Regions from separate parts of the Homo sapiens genome. Here region 2 is linked to region 1. A link is a loop called in an ENCODE intact Hi-C map of the cell type or tissue named here. Cell type or tissue: Calu3. All regions are shown on one strand. Links, peaks and the distances in the headings refer to the core of each region. The heading gives the core; the rest is flanking DNA.

What was found. A loop is a pair of places that touch in the nucleus more often than their neighbours do. Peaks named below come from ENCODE experiments on the same cell type or tissue, not always from the same donor. Only the 100,000 strongest peaks of a DNase experiment are listed, where the experiment ranks them.
Region 2: a loop joins it to region 1, with 6 times the contacts of the local background. A loop is called at or near these places in 1 of 110 quality-filtered maps.

The regions. Positions count from the first base shown.
Region 1 is chr4:141,849,161-141,859,306 of GRCh38, forward strand. No RefSeq gene overlaps it. Among named protein-coding and RNA genes, the nearest start is that of IL15, 220 kb to the left of the region's middle. In Calu3, for the core only: no CTCF peak of the experiment used is centred there; DNase peaks (open chromatin) are centred at 4,411 and 6,511.
Region 2 is chr4:141,327,731-141,337,876 of GRCh38, forward strand. It overlaps LINC02432 (long intergenic non-protein coding RNA 2432), which reads right to left and starts at 4,887. Exons shown (of 4, transcript NR_121625.1): 1 at 4,429-4,887. RefSeq lists an enhancer at 3,782-4,981. In Calu3, for the core only: no CTCF peak of the experiment used is centred there; DNase peaks (open chromatin) are centred at 4,891 and 5,171.

The DNA.
Region 1 (10,146 bases), core at 2,640-6,639:
GAGACTTTTGGAATACCCCAAACATTATTTATGTATAAAAGATATCTTGATATTAATCTCTTTGAATGTACAATCTCTTTTTAAGGAGGACTAAATCAAAAGAATTATCAGAGGAGATTAGACACTTGATTAAGAGAGAAACATGGGTGACTAAGAAAAATAAATGGGTGTAGCCTGGCTACCTATTAATCATAATGTCAAAAGAATATTTTAAAATAGATATAGCAAAAGGTAACCTAATTCTAAGAGACCTTAGCTCTTTCAGAAATAACTTTTTAAAAAATGATGAAGGGTAGATAATCAAAGCAAGGAAAATGCACAAAAAAAAGTTATTCTGATGAGGTGCAACATTTCTGTTGTATGGAAAATTACACAAAAGTTAAAAATTAACCTTTTATCATTTCTTGTTCAGAGGAACTGAGTACTACAAGGCCTTGGTAGTAAAGAATTCACAATTTTTTTTTCCTTGATAAGAAAACTCATCAAAAGTGTACCAACACATTCCATTGCTTCTTTTCAGACTCATACTTTTTGGGGATATAACCCCAGACCAAAAAAAAGTTTATTTTCCTAAAACCTTACACAACGTTCTATATCTACTTATCTTGACACATTATTTTAGAATAAAACTATTATCTTTTTCCTTTAAAAAAACAAGAACACATTTCATTACCTTGAATACAATGGTTATATTTATTTGCCATAATTTTTCCATTTAGAGTCATGCTCATCTATGGCAATTAAAACTTTCAACCAAAGTACAAAGTTCTACTTCACAACAAAAAGTGGGAGGCAGGATTGAGAACTCTCTGTCTTACACAAGTATTTTGGCAGACCAGAGAAACTCATGAGTACACATTACACAACCTCTAAAATCACACGTTCCTTTGACACTCTTAAAGTGGCAAAAATAAAAATGTTCTTGAACATATCTCAAAGGTATAGTCACTCTGTAACATTTTAAATAAAAACTATGCTTGGTAACCAAATTTTCAGTATTCTGTGTTGCTTAGAAATTATCCATGCCTCCAAAGATTATGTATTAATTATGGTATTAATCAAGATTTTAAATTTAACTCAGAATCCTGGTTGGTTTAGATTGACAAATGGAAAAATAACACAATCACTATTGATATCTAAAAGTTTGCTGGAATTATAATTTGGTTAACTGAATACATAATTTGATGTGTTTTATAATCTTAATGTTTATATGGAAGAGTATTCATTAATCTGAACAATAAACCAATATAGAATTTTAGGACATTCATATTAACAGTCTTTTTGTGAGAAAACAAACCCAAATCTTATAAAAAAAGGTTTATTCTATACTTTACACTGAAAAAAGTCAGGAAAAAGATATATAACTGTTTTTAAAACTCATTGAGCCAATCTCATTTTTTCCGTGGATGCATTTTGAACATATGAATGTGAATTGCTACATAAATAAATTACTGAGCTATTGCTGAGAGAAGTTTTTCTTTCTTAACCCTAAAAGCTTAGATAGTTTCTCTAGAGTGGAATTCCTCACTGAACCACAGAACAGAGAAAATAATTTGAGTGACTATTTTTTCAATTCTCCCAAGGATAGTACATACCTAATAGTAATGTAGATGCATCAGAGAAAAGTTAATTATATACAAAGGATGCCTTAGGAAATTAGGGCTTTATTCTCTGGTGGAGGGGGAGAAACCAATAATAGTATATACCAAGCAATAGAAATTTTTTCCTGGGAACTCTTTGTTTTCTTGTGTTATGTACACTGTATGTTTGGTAATATCCTTTTCATGGCCGGAACCAGCACACTGACACTCAGATAGATGAAAGGCAGGACTCTTTGTTACTTACACTTCCCAACAAGAGAAGCCTGCTGATAGAGACAAGAGGCAGCCAAGGGTACCCAGCAAAACCCCGCCTTCAAGCCTGAAACAGCCTGAAGGCTGAAAACCCAGACTGCTGGTCTCAGATGAAGCCTGCCCTTTCCCAACTGATTCTCTCTGAACATTGCCCACCTGTGCACTGGGAGGACGGAGTGGAGCCTCGGGAAGTTCAAGCCATTTGCAGCAGGGAGGAGACTGGTGTTTTCATTTCCTGGGTGGGAACCTGGGATTCAATCAGTGAGGTGGGAAACCTGCTAGCAGGATTCTCTCTCACTTTGCTGAGAGTTATTTTTCCTTTTTCCTTTTCTCCAAATAAATTCTGCTCCTCACCCTTCTATGTGTCCGCAAGCCTAATATTTCCTGGTCACATGACAAGAACCCAGTTTTAGCTGAACTAAGGAGAAAGGTCTGCAACACTGCCAGGCATGGCCACACGAGGTGGTGCCCTGTGACAGGTGGCAACAAGCTGTGGCTGTAAGGGGCAGCTCAGGTCTTGCAGTTCTGGTGGGATTAGCTGGGTTTCACAGGCTCCCTGGATAGGATAATTTGAATGATTTTGGTGGGTTCTGGGGCTTAAGGTGTGTCCCTAGTTGTCTGGTACCTGGCCTCAGGGAAATTAGGGAGGATGTATGATGGCCTAATGTGGAAAGTGGTTAAGCAACTTACTCAACTGCTTAAGATGGAGAACAGACTGGCCTCTAGCCAGAGCCTTAAAACTGAGTCATGACAGCATTTAAAAATATATATATTATACTTTTATTAGTCTCTATAAGCTACTTAGAAACAGAGATCTTTCATTTAATAGAATTTATAATTCTGCTTATTCACATACTTTGAAAATAGGAAAATATTTTAAGCTCAGACAATAAGAAGCAAAAGTTTTGCTTAATTATTGGCACATAGACACACAGACTGTGTTTAGTCAGTTTGGACTGCCATCACAAAATACTCTAGATGGGGTGGCTTACATACGTAAACAATAAAAGTTCATTTTCTCACAATCCTGGAGGCTGGAAGTCTGATATTAGGGTGCCAGAATGGTAGGCTTCTATTAAGGGCCTGCTTTCTGGCTTACAGATGGCCAGCCACCTCCTCACTGTTTTCTCACATGGTGGAGAGAAAGTAAGCTCTCTGGTGTGTCCTCTCATAAGGGCACTGATCTCATCAAGAGGGTCCTACCCTCATGACCTCATCTAAACCTAATTACCTCCCAAAGACCCCATCTCCAAATACCATTACATTGAGGGATAGGAATTCAACATATGAATTTGGTGGGCGACAAACTTCAGTCCATGGCAGACAGCATGCAGCTTCAGACAAGCAACTTCAGCTATGGACCAAAAGTAAATGCAGTCAAATGCTTTGTTGCTAAATCCAATAGTCAATTCTTTTTTTTTTTTTTTTTTTTTTTTTTTGAGACGGAGTCTTGCTCTGTCTCCTAGGCTGGAGTGTAGTGGCGCAGTCTCGGCTCACTGCAAGCTCCACTTCCCAGGTTCATGCCATTCTCCTGCCTCAGCTTCCTGAGTAGCTGGGACTATAGGCGCCTGCCACCACGCCCGGCTAATTTTTTTTTTTTTTTTTTTTTTTTTTTTTTTTTTGTATTTTTAGTAGAGAAGGGGTTTCACTGTGTTCTCCAGGATGGTCTCGATCTCCTGACCTCGTGATCTGCCCGCCTCGGTCTCCCAAAGTGCTGGGATTACAGGCGTGAGCCACCACACCCAGCCTAGTCAATTCTTAATCCTCATCTCAATCTACTACGAGCCTTTGGCCCAGGTTTGTCTTTTTCAACATACTTTAATACTTTTTTTTTCTTCACCTGAGACAGAATTTTTCCTCTCAGCTTACCTGAAGGAAAGTCCGAAGTGCAGATGAAAACATCTGTAAAGCAATAATAATAATAATAATAAAGTAAATGCAGGACAAACAATCTCACTGGTTAAGATCCCAAAGTACAGATCTCAAAAAACATATCTGGTAACCATCACATACTTTCTTTTTCTTTTTTTTTTTTTTTGAGATAGAGACTCACTCTATCACCCAGGCTGGAGTGCAGTGGCACGATCTCAGCTCACTGCAACCTCCACCCCCTGGGTTCAAGCTATTCTTCTGCTTCAGCCTCCTGAATAGCTGGGATTACAGGCACCTGCCACCGTGCCCGGCTAATTTTTGTATTTTTAGTAGAGACTGGGTTTCACCATCTTGGTCAGGCTGGTCTTAAACTCCTGACCTCGTGATCCACCCACCTCAGCCTCCCAAAGTGCTGGGATTATGGCGTGAGTCCAAATGTACATAATAGTAAACATGCTATGCGAGAAAATGTTAACGCAGCAAGCTTGATGTTTCCTAATTCTCACATTTCTGTAGAAGGGCTTGCTTGTGCGGCTGACCTTGACTGGCATCTAAAAATTTGGCTTTTGAAATGTTTCCCACATGACTAATTTATAAAGCTGTTTTGCATGCCTGGGGGCACTGAACTCTAATGTACCAGCCTGTCTACAGTGTTTGTGCAAACAATGTGATTTATGATGAACACCTGCTTTCCTTCTGGGAGTCTGGGCTTTTGGTAATCGCGGCTGGTAGCACAGGTAGAGAGTACCTGCATGACCAACCTCCAATAAAAACTTTCCGCTCTGTCTAAAGCAGGCTTTCCCAGACAGAAACACTTTGTGCATGTTACCACAGTTCATTGCTGGAGGAAGGGGCGTGTATTGCACACCCTCCTGAGGGAGAACTTTGGAAGTTGTGCCTAGATCTCTCCAGATCCCTCCTGATGAGGCTTTTTGTCCTTGCTAATTCTGCTTTATGTCTTAGCTGTAGTAAACTATAGCCATGAGTACAATTAAGGTGCCTGGAGTCCTGTGAGACCTTCTAATGAATCACTGAACATGTATATGAATGACCAGAGGACACTGGAAACATGTACAAACAAAATAACTACAAACCAGATTTCCTATAGTCTCACATTCTTAGATAATAAATGCTCAATGTCCCTAATAGATAACTATGTATTGGCTTTGTGCAAACCAAAACCAGAACCAAAGTTGAACATGAACCAGAAACAAAACAAAAAATCAGAGTAAGGGGAAAAATAAGTTAGCAAAGGTAAATTCTATTGCCACTTTTGATTCATTCAAAAAGAGCAAACCAAAATACAGATGAAGTTGCTGCAAGGAGTACTTGAAGAACAGAGATTTGAATAAGCAATCGAGAAATAAAGTGTGAAATAAGTTTTCTAGGTGAGAAAAAAACTGGTTAATATCTTATAGGGCAATAAAACCATAACTTACGGACTTATCTTTTTAACTGCCAGAAATCATTTGTATCTCTTTCTGAAAAAAATTAACATGTAACTTCACAGAATCTGAGATTTAATCAGTGTTACTTAGAAACTCAAACAAAGATATATCATAGAGAATTCTTAGGTGGATCTGTTAGGCAATGGCCCAGAATAACATTAAGAAGACACACAGTCATCCTTTTGCTCTATTTTGAAGTTTTGGATAATTTTTCTTAACAATGTGATAACGAATATACAATAATAAACAATTTCATATTCATAGTATACTGAACAGTATATATGGAAATAATTAAAAAAGAAATTTGTATCAGAAAGTTTATTTATACAACCATAATTCTAACCTTGATAACTTATGACAAAAGATCATTTGGTTAATTGTCATAAATAAATTATATTACCAAATTGTGCTATAAATCATATTATTAAAACATACTATACTAACACTGGAACAAAATAATGAGTAATATATTTTTCAGGGGGACATATCACACTGTATTCTTTGTTATCAAAGTCAATGGAAGATTTAAGTGCTACTTTGAGGTAATGAAGTATAATGGAAAAGGATTCTTCCATAGGATAAGAATTATAATTGCATAAAACCTAACTTTCTGTGAAATAATGTTGTAATGAACTGAATGTGTGTGTGTCCTCAAAATTTATATGCTGAAATCTAATTCTCATGGTGGGTTGTTGCGGGAAGTCAGGGACCCTGAATGGAGAGACTGGCTGAAGCCACCACAGAAGAACATAAATTGTGAAGATTTCATGGACATTTATCAGTTCCCAATATTAATACTTTTATAATTTCTTATGCCTTTCTTTACTGCAATCTCTGAACATAAATTGTGAAGATTTCATGGACATTTATCACTTCCCCAATCAATACTCTTATAATTTCTTATGCCTGTCTTTACTTTAATCTCTTAATCCCATCATCTTCATAAGCTGAGTATGTATGTCACCTCAGGACGCTGTGATGATTGCATTAACTGTACAAATCGTTTGTAAAACATGTGTATTTAACAACATGAAATCAGTGCACTCTGAAAAAGAACAGAATAATGCGATTTTCAGGAAACAAAGGAGATAACCATAAGGTCTGACTGCTGTGGGATTGGGCAGAATAGAGCCATATTTTTCTTCTCGTAGAAAACCTATAGACAGATGTGCGAGTAGGAGAAATATCGCTGAATTCTTTTCCTAGCAAGGAATATTAATAATTGATAGACCTGGGGAAGGAATGCATTCCTGGGGGGAGGTCTATGAATGGCTGCTCTGGGAGTGTCTGTCTTATGTGGTTGAGATAAGGACTGAAATACACCCTGGTCTCCTGCAGTGCCTTCAGGCTTGCTAGGATTGGGAAATTCCAACCTGGTGAATTCTAGTCAGACTGGTTGTCTGCTCTCGAACCCTGTTTCCTGTTAAGATGTTTATCAAGACAATGCATGCACAGCAGGACATGGACCCTCATCAGTAATTCTAATTTTGCCCTTGCCTTGTGATCTTTTATTGCCCTTTGAAGCATGTGATCCTTGTGACATACTCCCTGTTCGTACATCCCTTCCCCTTCTAAAATCCCTAATAAAAACTTACTGGTTTTGTGGCTCAGGGTCGCCATCATTGTCCTACCAATATGTGATGGCATCCCCAGAGGCCCAGCTATAAAATTTCTCTCTTTGTACACTTTCTCTTTATTTCTCAGACTGACCGACACTTAGGGAAAATAGAAAGAACGTATGCTGAAATATTGGGGGCTGGTTCCCCCGATAGTGGGTCCTTTGGGAAGTAATTAGGCTATAAGAATGGAAGGGATTACAGCCCTTATAAAAAGAACTCAGAGAGCTAGCTTGTCCTCTTCCCATCATGTGAGGATGCAATGAGAAGTTAGCAGTCTGCAACCCAGAAGCCCTCACCAAAGCCCTACCATCAGAGTGCCCTAACCTGGCACTCTGATCTCCTACTTCTAGCCTCTTGAACTCTGAAAAATAAATTTCTGTTGTTTATGAGCCACCCAATCTATAGTACTTTGTTAAAGCAGCCCAAACTGACCAAGACAAATGGAGGCAGTTACTACATAGTATTCACAATTGACATGTAATCTGCAACACCTATATCACGTTGCCATAGGATTTCTCAATAATAAAAACAGCTTTCAGTTAATGCATATAGAATAAGATCAAGTTGGATGTCAGAGAAGGAAGGAGGAGAGGTTAATCTATTGCCTTGTTTTGAACAACAACAACAAAAAAAAGCAGGGGAGGGATGTAATAATATATTGTAGGAAAACACTTTATAAAATGAGTAGCTTATCTAGCATTTAGACATTGGCTATTTCATTAAATCTCTAGGAACTGAATTGAAGTTTAATAAACTAATGAGAGGACCTTTGATTTTCCTTGCACCAGAAAACAGAGAATGATGCCTGTGAAATGAAAGGTTTATCATATGTGAGATAGCTTCATCCTGCAAGGAAATTGATATTATGCTTGTTACTTTCTACATGTATTCAAGGACTAGTATCACCATCCACATTTCACAGGTGATCACTGAATATTTTTCAGGAATTTCTTACATTGCTAATGATTAGAAGTTGCTTTTCTCATCATTCCAGTGTATAATCAGGCCAGCATATTTCAGAGAGAAGCGCAATCACAAATCCAGGTTCTGATTAATAGAAAGCTAACAGGTAAGAAATATTTAGCAGAAATTCAAAAATCAAGGGAATAGTAGAAAACTAAAACTGAGACAAATACTGTCATTGTTTGTTTTTAAGATGCCACTGCATATAAATACATGTATCTCTTGATTTTCACACTCCATTTGGAAACCTGCACCCCCTTCTCTCTCCCCAGGGCAATGCAGAGAGGTGCAGTGGACTCAGCTAGGCTGGGAGAGTCAGACACAGCATGGCCTGAGAGGCCCCTCAGCCACTGGAGCCCTATCTTTGCCCCAACCTGCCTGTCTCTGTGCCAGGCTGGATAAGGCACAGGAGAACTTAATTGAGAATAAGCTTCACTCTGTGCTGGGGCTGGTGGGGGTGTTGAAGGAAGAGGAAAAGCTTGAATCTTTAAAAATAGTTGGCCATTTGCAATTACAATTCTTTTCACTCTTAAATATTCAATAGGGAAAAGGACAGGCATGACCTTTGAAAGGGGCTGGTAGTTTTCTGGAAGCTGCTATGGCTGGTTAATAGAAATGAGATACGGTCCAAGTTGCAAAGATGCTAAAATATTTTATAAAGAAAAGGAGATATAACTTGAAAACTGTCACTTTCTTTAGACTTTAGGGGACTGCTGCTTTTCACCCTTCCCATATAACAGAATGCAATGCAGAGAACACAACTTCTTCTTCCCATAGTCCTTTTCATCTGGGTCCTTCTTCTGGCTTCCCTGGTGATCAGCACTGAATGTCAGAGCTGCGACTCTAGCAGTTGTCCTTTGTCAGCAAAGCTTTACCCCATCGGGGGAGTAACTCAGACCTTTAATTTCCTCAAACATCACTCACGGCTCAAGTATTTAAGAAAACCTCATTGAAGACTCAATGGTAACAACCAAACAACAACAACAACAAAACAGGAGAGCTCATTACATGAGAAACTTAAAACTTGATATAAACTCTGATATTTCCCTGATTTTACCCCAACACCTGTTCTTAGAGGGTGATATTATGTAGATCTCTTTTCTCAATCTGAAGTTGCTGGTGTGGTCTATGTCCTACTCATCCTTACTAAAAAGCAGAAAAAAGAAAGAAGAAGAAAGGAAGGAAGGGAAGGGAAGGGAAGGGAAGGAAAGAGAAGGGAAGGGAAGGGAGGCATGCAGGCAGGCAGGCCTCTTTTTTAACAGCTTTTAGTCCACAGCCCCAAATACCTTTATCTGAACCCAGGCCAAAATATTAAAAGTACCCTTATTATAATCTGTTCAGACAACTCAGTTTTAGTTGTTGTCATGGTATTCGTGTTGTTTTGCTGGACTCATGACTTAAAAAATCTTGATCTAAAGCTCAGTCTTTTCATTACTTTTCTAGTAAAGAGTTTTCCCAAGAAAACATCTTATCAGTGCAGTTCCTTCCAATTTAAACAAGAGGCCTCCTCAAGGCTAATTTTCATTTCATTGTATTTTATTGTGTTAAGAACACAACATGAGATCTACTCCCTTCTTAAGAAATTGTTAAGTGTATAGTACATTATTGTTGGTACAATGTTGCACAGTAGATCTCTAGAGCTTATTATTTTGCCTGACTTAAACTTTATGCCTGTTGATTAGCAACCCCATTCTCTCTACCCTCAGGCCCTGGCAACCGCCCTTTCATTGAGTTCATAAATTTGACTATTTTGGACACATCATATATGTGGAATCATACAATGTTTGTCTTTCTGTGACTAGTTTATTTCACTTAGCATACTATTTTCAAGGTTCATCTGCATTGTTGCAAATCACAGAACTCAAAGTGGATTTAAGACTTACATGTAAGGTCCCAAACTGTAAAAGTTCTAGAGGAAACACAGGGGAAAAAAACTTCACGGCAATGTTCTTGGGGATGATTTTATGCATATGACACCAAAAGCATAGGCAACAAAAACAAAAACAGACAAGTGAAATGACATCAAACTAAAAATCTTCTATACAGCAAGATAAACAATCAATAGAGTGAAAGGGCAACTAATAGAATGGGAAAAATATTTGCAAACCATATGTCTGATAAGAGGTTATAATCCAAAGTACATAAGGAAATTCTACAACTCAATAGTAAAATAAATAAATAAATAAATAAATAAATAAATAAACAAACAAACACCTCTTTAAAATGGGCTAAGGAGAATGGACATTTCTCAACAGAAAACATAAAAATGGCCAACAAGTGTGTGAAAAGTTGCTCAACATCACTAATCATTAGGGAAATGTAAATCAAAACCATAATGAGATATCACCTCATACATGCTACAATGGCCATTATAAATAAAACCAAAGCAAA
Region 2 (10,146 bases), core at 3,241-7,240, 520 kb before region 1:
CACTCTAAGAGAGGAAGACAAAACCCTTCAAATTCATGAGTCCACTTGTTTCCTAGAGTATAAAGATGAAACATCAAATTGTGACCCAGCAAAAGACCTACAGAGTGGGAACTGCTCTGTAGCACATATACAAGGAAACTGATGTGATTGGATATTGATTGCAATAATGCCTTTGCAAATCCTCTGGTTCTACAGCCCCAGGTCAACTGTATTTGTCTTCTTTCTATCAGAGGAAACCAAGCCCTCAGCTCTCACATGGGCCTGACATGGAGGAGATAGATCAATGAAGTGGGAGAAAAGCAGCAATGGTGAGGTGGGAGACGACACCAGCACTTGATATTCTATCTCCAGAAAAGTGGATATTCAAGATTTGTACCTTAGGCACCATCTGCTCATCCTGATTTCTTTTAATCACCAATGCCAATGTAGAAAGAGAGATGTAACTCTACACCTCTTTGCTTGAGCTTAGGGTCATTTTCACAACTCCAGAGTTCTGAGAAAACTCTACCTAATGGGGAAAAAGTGTTTATGTTTTTACTCAGTTGTTTCGTTACATAAGTTGATTATGTTTGAAAATAAAGTGTATTGTTTGCTAGTTAAGAGTGATAATTCTTATTCACTTGCATTTCAGGAGCCTCCGAATGAGGAAATCATAACTCAGGCATTAAAAACTACTTTCTATATTTGAATTACTTTTTATCATTTGTCTGAGACTTGACCATAAAGATGCTATATACATCTAATAAAGCACAGAATTGCGCCCTCACACAAAGTGGGTTATTTCAGTGATTTGAGGCAGAGAAATCTGTTTCTGAACCCAAGTCACAGGTGGTGGGACTCCTTCATTGTTTGTACCTTGTAAGTAGAAAGCAAAGGGAAAAGTCAACCAAGCAATCTCAGTTGCCAAGGAGACACAGTATTTTCTATTGAATGAAGAAAAAATATGTGAACTCCCTACTTTTGTTGACTCACTACAAGTCGATACCAATGATCCTGAATAAATGGTTTGTCAAACAACAGGGCCTTGTTGTCGTTTGCATGGATGGGAACTTCACACAGTGTAAAAAATCAATACTTACCGATTAATTTCTTTGAGAGTGTGGCCTTGCTAGTATTGCCTTTTATATTACTAAGTAGATTTACTTTCTATATTTCCTCCTTCCTCATTGCTTAAGGGAACATTTGCAAGATTCATAGTAATGAGTCGATTCAGACTAGTACAATTCAAAATATGCAATTTGATTCATATTCTTCCAGGTTCTGAACAGCTACTAGTTTAGAAGCATGCTGAAAACTATGCTATAAATGAGCCTTTCCTATTTGATTGGCTTCACACAGTCTCCAAAGGCCGCTCTCCTTGCTATTCGTATATAAGAAGATAGACCTTTGGTTGTGTGGACAGCAGAAGTAAGCAAAAAGAACTCTTGCTCATTCTTGAGGTTCACAAGTTCTAATTATCACAAACAGAACATGAGCTGAGCCTGAGACAGCCTACAAAATCACTGTCTATTACTTCTTCAAATGTGGTGCAATATGAGGCCTCTGCTGAGGGAAATATAACCACACCCTGATTGTATTTTTATCTGCTCATCTCATCAAGCTTTGATTTAGCAACAGATGATTAGGCAACCGTTGTTGGAGGATATTGCAAGCTTATAAAACCCTGAGATTCTTGTTTAACGGAAGGGGATAAAAAAGACATCAGGAAGCATTACAAAAGTTTTCTTTAATGTTTATCTGGCCTGTAAAATAGTGAGTACAAGTAGGAGAATCAGTAAATAGTTATTTAATGACCGATGGCTCTGTGACTAGTATACTGTAGCAAGTCCATAGGAATGAATGCTCATGGAGAAAGGAGGTAAAAAGTGAAAGAGGGAAAATAATTTCAACAAAAGCAAGATCTGTGTTTTAGATGAATTAATATGAAAATTAATGTACATTTCCTTTAACAAAAACATTCATGTTCTTAAACGCTCAAGACTCCTAATTACTTTTATGAATATAAATGGCTAGACCTTTGTTACCCGATTGATTATTAGAATTGATTTCCCTGGATAGTCTGTTTCTTTTCTCATTGATTTAAATGCCCTTTGGAAGTTGAGCTCACAGATTAAAAAAAAAAAAATGTGTCCTTACCAGACGGAAAACAGTATTCTTGGATCCAGGGTCCTTAGCTCTTTGGATCATTTGGTCTCTTGAAACTCTTAAGGATGAAGGTAGGGACAATGCAGGAACATGGAAACTGAAAATTTTGGGTGTTGGGTTTGTCCAGTACTGCATCAACTTCATTTTACAGCTTTCTCTTTACCTTGTTTCATTTTCCCCCCCTCCATGGCTTTCCTAAAATTGTCAGTTTCCTGGAAGACCCAGACACCAGATCTGTATTGCCTAGCTCTTACTGAATGTTTCAAAGAAATGTTTGGCTACTAATCCACAGTATTATTAAACTGCAACCAAAAGCAAGCCTAGAGTCTCCTGGTTTAGGTTTTGAGACTACTGTGAATGTGTAAGCTCAAGACAGGTATGTCCCTGCTTGGAAGTAGACAGGAAAATCTTTGCACTGCTGAATTAAGCTACAAAATCAGCAGTAATTACACACCTGCTTGTTTTTCTCTTACCTCCTGAAATTTCAAAATGTATTGATATTTTAGTGAATATATTATAAAATAAAATACACTTAATGTATTTTACATTGTCTAAAATCTTACAAGGAATGGCTGAGACATGAGTGACAGAATTGTGCTGATGCTGTAGGACTGACACTGGAAGGACAAAAAGAACTAGCATTTGTCTAGCACTTCTCTATTCCAGGCTCCGTGCTAGATGCTTTAAATATAGTATTGGGTTTTACATTTAGAACAACTCTTTTAAGTGTTAACATTATTATGAGGTTGAACCTCATGAAATTGCCATTTTTGTAGGTCGAAAATGTTGCATATTGGAAATTTCAAATGGTTCAACCTAATTTCTTTTTTATGGGGAAAGAGAGAGAGAGAGATATATTAAGTAATTTCACCAAATCACAGTTTCAAACCCAGGTTTTATGACTCTCAAATCCTTTGTACTGGGCTACCTTCCAAAGAGGCTGTTGTTACTTCCCTGTTGATGCTGGAGAAGTCATTCAGTATGTCTGCACTATGATTTTCATACCCCCAAGTGATCTATTAATACCCACCCACCTACTTGATAGGGTTGTAATTAGGATCACAGGAACTTCTATGTAAAGCTGTTTTGGGGAATGTGTCTTAGAAATGTAGTATACTTCTGTTTTTCAGTCCAGGAATGTGCCCAGAATATATAACATCAACTAAAATGGAAAACATCTAGCTTTTCTGGATATAAAATACGTCTTTATAGTTTCTTCCCTAACATCTCTTAAATTTCTTATAATTGGGAAAAATTATGTTTTACTGTAGAGAATGTCTCAGCTTAGGAATATGTTGCTTTTAGCATCTGAAAAGATTAAGACAGTATAAACACTACTCAGTGGATTTTTAGGGGGTGGTTAAGTGTGTTTGTTCAAAGAAAAGAGAAAGCCTTTATTGGAATCTTCAGGAAATTTAAATACTAAATTTATGAAATCCACAACACTTAGTATAGTTTTTCTTACATATAATAAATACTCAACAAATAGTAAATAGAAAGCAAAGGAGCGAGAATGAGAAATTTAAAAAACACTCATACTATAAACTCTAAAAATAAATCCTAATAATGCCTTTTTAGTTCTGATTTTCTGAAGATTATCCTACTAATAGAAGAGTATAATGATATTTAGAAACTATTAAAATGAATAAAGAAATTTGTTTTATTTGAGTGTGTGTAATAGGGTCTGAGCATATATTTCTTTTTTCTCTCTTAAGTGTGCCTAGAGCACATATGCACCGAGAACTCTACTAGATGCTAATGAAACAATGGTGACAAAACAGGCTGTCCCCGATCCAGCTCACAGCGTACTCTGGTACTCTCTGCCTGGTGAGTTGATTTCATGAAAATTTCTTTTGAGTGGTTTCTTTGAGCAGAGCTTAAAGAGGATGAAAGGAGGACAGTTGTCATGAGTAATAGGTGAGGAACATTTACAGGAACAGAAAATTGTCTGAAGACTTTAGGGACATGTCAACACTTAGCTGAGAAAATCATGATGCTTGCATGCCTAACTCCTTCTACCTGGAAATCGGATGTGAGCATGTTAGAGATTTCAGGAAGAGTATGGTGTTTAGGAACAGAGGCACTTGCCACACAGCAAACGTCAGCCAGCAGGAATAAGCACATAGTAGCTTCAGGTGTGATCACCAGCCATAGATTCTCTGTTCCCCACCCCACTAATACTGGGACTTTTTACACACCTATATTTGCCCATATTTTCAGCAGAATATCCTGTAGTATACGTAATAACTGGTAAGTTTAGCACAGGTGGTAAGTGATATTTACCTGTTAATCACCGAAATTTTTTAAGGAGGCTTCTCCTGGCATGAAAGAGTTGGTATTGTGTCCCGAATTGGTTGGTTCTTGGTCTCACTGACTTCAAAAATGAAGCCGCGGACCCTCGCGGTGAGTGTTAACAGCTCTTAAGGTGGCACGTCTGGAGTTTGTTCCTTCTGATGTTCGGATGTGTTCAGAGTTTCTTCCTTCTGGTGGGTTCGTGGCCTCGCTGGCTCAGGAGTGAAGCTGCAGACCTTCTCGGTGAGTGTTACAGCTCTTAAGGCAGCGCGTCTGGAGTTGTTCGTTCCTCCCTGGGGCTCGTGGTCTTGCTGGCTTCAGGAGTCAAGTTGCAAACCTTCAGGGTGAGTGTTACAGCTCATAAAAGCAGTGTGGACCCGAAGAGTAAGCAGTAGAAAGAGCGAAACAACAGAGCCTCCACAGCATGGAAGGACACCGGAGCGGGTTGCCACTGCTGTCTCAGGCAGCCTGCTTTTATTTTCTTATCTGGCCCCCACCCACATCCTGCTGATTGGTAGAGCCTAGTGGTCTGTTTTGACAGGGCGCTGATTGGTGCGTTTATAATCCCTGAGCTAGACACAAAGGTTCTCCACGTCCCCACCAGAGTAGCTAGATACAGAGTGTCCATTGGTGCATTCACAAACCCTGAGCTAGACACAGGGTGCTGATTGATGTGTTTACAAACCTTGAGCTAGATACTGAGTGCCGATTGGTGTATTTACAATCCCCGGGCTAGACATAAAGGTTCTCCACGTCCCCACCAGACTCAGGAGCCCAGTTGGCTTCACCCAGTGGATCCCGCAGCGGGGCTGCAGATGGAGCTGCCTGCCAGTCCCGCGCCGTGCGCCCGCACTCCTCAGCCCTTGGGTGGTTGATGGGACTGGGCGCCGTGGAGCAGGGGATGGCGCTCCTCGAGGAGGCTCGGGCCGCACAGGAGCCCACTGAGGGAGTGGGAGGCTCAGGCATGGCGGGCTGCAGGTCCCGAGCCCTGCCCCACGGGAAGGCAGCTGAGGCCCGGCGAGAAATCGAGCGCAGCGCCGGTGGGCTGGCACTGCTGGGGGACCCAGTACACCCTCCACAGCCGCTGGCCCGGGTGCTAAGCCCCTCATTGCCCGGGTCCGGCAGGGCCGGCCGGCTGCTCCGAGTGCAGGGCCGGCCGGCTGCTCCGAGTGCAGGGCCGGCCGGCTGCTCCGAGTGCAGGGCCGGCCGGCTGCTCCGAGTGCAGGGCCGGCCGGCTGCTCCGAGTGCAGGGCCGGCCGGCTGCTCCGAGTGCAGGGCCGGCCGGCTGCTCCGAGTGCAGGGCCGGCCGGCTGCTCCGAGTGCAGGGCCCGCCAAGCCCACGCCCACCCGGAACTCCAGCTGGCCCGCAAGCGCCGGGCGCAGCCCCGGTTCCCGCTCGCGCCTCTCCCTCCACACCTCCCTGCAAGCTGAGGGAGCCGGCTCTGGCCTTGGCCAGCTCAGAAAGGGGCTCCCACAGTGCAGCGGTGGGCTGAAGGGGGCTCCTCAAGTGCCGCCAAAGTGGGAGCCCAGACAGAGGAGGCGCCCAGAGCGAGCGAGGGCTGTGAGGACTGCCTGCACGCTGTCACCTCTCAGTATCTTTATAAAAGGTGAGCAATTTTCTGCTCAGTGTATGAACTTCTACTCATTAAGACAACAGCACAGTTGAATACTATATTAATAACGATGAATACAGAAGTGATTATTAGCAAGTTCTATATATCTAATTAGAAGGCTTTGGGCTATAACAAACTCTGGGAATACAAGCTCGAGTACATTACCCAATATTTGAGAGATGTCTCAGAACACATGAATGTGAGGATCTTGTGAAATTGACTGGACATTACATTATGTTGTGCAGTTAGAACCAGATAATCTATCAAGGTGAAAACCAGTGTCTGGGACATAGGCCAGTGTCTGGGACTTGGTCCAGGATATTCCTAGGCAATGGCAGGCAGCAAGTCAATGTTTTTCATATGCTATGTGTACATGCTCTGAATGGATTCAAGTCCTGATTTTGCCATTTTTAAAGATACCCACTAACAAAAGCTGGGTGAGACTCAGTATTTAAGTGAGACCTGAAGTCATGGTTATAGGGCTATAAAAGGCTGTACAGATCAGTAACAGTTTTTATTTATGTGCACATGTGTGCCTGCATACAAAACAAGGAATAACATAACATTGCATCATTTAAATGAAAAAATTAACTATCATACCCATGAAATATTTACCTCAGATGTAACTTCATGAGGGTTCACATCCTTCAAAACAGCATTTGAAACAATTTATAATTGAGTTTTACAAAGTATGAGACTAGATTCATTTAGCCTGATTTCTCTAGGTAGATATTGGTAGTAAAGCATTGCACAAAAGTGACTACTTCAGTGGAGGATATCCCACAGAAGGAAGGATTTTAATAGGAACTCACTGGGTGTGGGAAGCCAGTGACAGAAGTTAGTGGAAGCAGCGTGGATTTTGGGGGTGCTGGTTTGCTTATAGGACACTCTCAACGTCACACTTTTTCCCCTCCACATGGTTCTATTCATATCTTTCACAACAAAAGTCTTCATACAGCAATCCAGAAGGCAGAATGAAACATTTTTGCCCTCCAAACTTGAGCTTGTTCAGATTCTGTTTCTGCCCTCTTTTGGGGTGTAACTTGGACCAGTATGAATGGGTGGGGTTGGTAAGTGTATGTAACTGTAGAGATACCAGCTTAGGGTTGCCCATTTTAGCAAATAAAAATACAGGACACTCATTCCAATTTGAATGTTGGAAAAACTGTGAATACTTTCTTTAGCATAATTATGTCCCAAATATTGCATGAGACATATTCATACTAAAATATATTTCTTGTTCATATGCATTTCAAGTTTAACTGGGCCTTCTGTACTTTATCTGGCAACCCTTACTTAGTTAGAACTTTGGTGAAGGAAGCCACCATTCAAAGGTTGACAGAGTTTTGTTGATGATGTTTTGCACAGTGATGTTTGATTGGCCCTCTTTAGATAGTCCATATAGCCATGGGAAATCAGAATTTGATAAACTGATAATCTTTTGTAATACAGTTTGGCCCCAATATTCCTTGGAATCTGGGGAAATTTGGCCTCTCCATGGGTCATGCTGTTGAATGAGAAAGCAGGATAGAGTTCTGTCTATCCAGGCTTTTAGGCTGCTGTTCTAAGTAGGATCAGGCTGGTTAATATGTGATGTTGTTCTGTGTTGCTGTTTGACCCCTGTGTTCTTTGGAGTCTGTGAAGGTTTGCCCTTTAAAAATCAAACTACCACGGAAACTGCTTTACCCAAAATTTTAGTTTACAGCATTTGTTGGATTACTTATTGGGGTAAACAAAGTTTAGCCATGTGTACATGTTTGTAAACTGTTGAGTTTGTATTGCTATCTCATGGCTAGTGTTCTGAAATAAAAGCTATTAGATTATTATGTGTGTATATGCATTAGATATGTTTATGTATATGCATATTTATTATGTTATATATCATATCTACCAAATTGACTTATAAATAAAACAGCACTCATAAATTAAGTAAATAAGCTCAAAAAAGTTTTCAAGTTCATGTGACTTAAGCAAATTTTTAACAAACAAGCTATCTTTAAAATTATTGGTAAGATAAAAATAGAAGTGTCTTCAGATATGTTAGAATACACTTTTGTCTGTGTTTTATATTTGTCTGTGCTGGATATTTTGAGGTGTCATGGTTTGGCACAGAAGGTTATGAAACTATAAACTCAGCCAAAACAAAATGATCGTTGTGTGCCTTGACAAATGAGACTAATTTGATGTTGTTAGTTTAATAAAAACAGCTGAATCTTCTGAATTATTAACAAAAATACCTATGTATTTAACTGTAAGTTTCTTAAGTTAGGTGAGCACCTTATAGTGACAGGCTGTAAAAAATGGTTGACAAGGAAATAATTTGAAATAATGACTAGCTTTAATATCTCAGTTTTCAGAAGTAATAAAACTGTTAAAAATGAAAGAATTGAGTATATGCAAATGGGATAAATGTTGTAGGTGAACTTTTTGTGTAACATAAAATCTTAAAATTGTTTTTGATGTTCATTGGATGTCTGAGTTATTTACTATTAAGAAAGGGCTATGATATAGGGAAATATGTTTCTAAAAATTGTGGAATGGTCTCATCTATAAAATGCTAATATTTGACAGTTCAGGATTTCTGGTTTCCATTTTCACTAAAATTTAAGGTGACTAAGAGTAAGAATTGTAGTTAATGTACAATTCTGTACATAAAATGTGCCAAAGAGGATGTGTCCTTCCTGAGAAAAAGAATAATTCTGTCTAATTCAGAAGTTATCTAAAGGTTAATTCAAGTTATAGACTCGAAAAGGTTATGTATGCAACAAGGTAGAAAGGAACAGTAAATAGGGGAGAGAGATGTGAAGAAAGTTATAGGTATGTACATGTATTTTTGGTAAAAAAAAAAAGTTATAAATAAAAGAGAATAAGAGAATAATTTTGTATGAGAAAGGATCTTGTATGGTAAATTTTTATCCTGAAGTAAAATGACTTTTTTTTGTTTTTTTTTTTAGAAAAGTTAGGATGAAACAAATAAATCCAAGTAGTTCATATATGGTCTGTGTAAGTCATATGTAGTTTTTCCCCGTTTCTCTGTGTGTCTATCTTCACACATATACAGAGAAAATAGAAAGTTGACAAAATTTAGATAGTAAAATATTCTTTAAAACCTAATAAAACAATTAGAGAAGTTTAGCTAATTAACACTGCTCATAAAGTTCTTATTCTTAATGAAAGTAAATTAAGAAATATTGTAAAGAAATACACTGGCAGTTTGGCAATTCTTTAACATAGTTAAGCATGAAGCCAGATTTAACATGGAGCCAAATTTTATATCATATTTGCATAGTATGATACAGATAGTATTAGGATAGTTTTGCTATAGATAGTATATGCATAGTGCTGCATAGATAGTATTAGCACAAAACCACTTACTAGTCATGCGCCTAAAGTGAGTTTCTTAATGGCATAAAATGTATAGTGGTATTCATGGACATTAATTTTTATACCAGGAGTGAGATATCCATTATGTTTCTTTTAGGTTCTAGGTAACACTGTATCCTCCAAGGTAAACTGAATAGGAGAAGAATTTGATGTTGTTTTACTGTTTGTTTTTGCTTTTAATTTTCATTTATTTACTGTTTGTTCTTATTTAGGTTTCACTTATTTATACATATATATGTATGTATACATTGATTTTTTTTTCTAGTTTCTAATGGAAAGCTTGTATTTGGTTCTGTGAAAAGTCATTTTGTTTCCTATGCATTTACAACGGTCTGTCATTTGCTCTATTTGTCTAAAGTTTCTAAGCTACCTTTGTCAAGCCTCCAAAAATTAATAGAGCATATCAACCATTTTAAACTGGATTTGTTTTGCTTACCTCTGATGATCTTGAGAGCTACAAGAGCTTTAAGGTTACTGGCAAAACACAAAATTAAATTAAAGACTTATTTTTGTAAGTTCTGAACAGAAATAGTACATTGTTAATTTTGTTATTTGGAAAAGTAGGTGAGAGTATATATGTTTAAATATAGTGTTTATTTCCAAGGTAATTCAAGTCAATCAATAATTTGAGTTAGTTTCAGATCTTTTTCTTTAGGTAATGAAGAAAAACTGTGATATGGTTACAAAGTTTTAATGGTCAGAAAAGACTGGC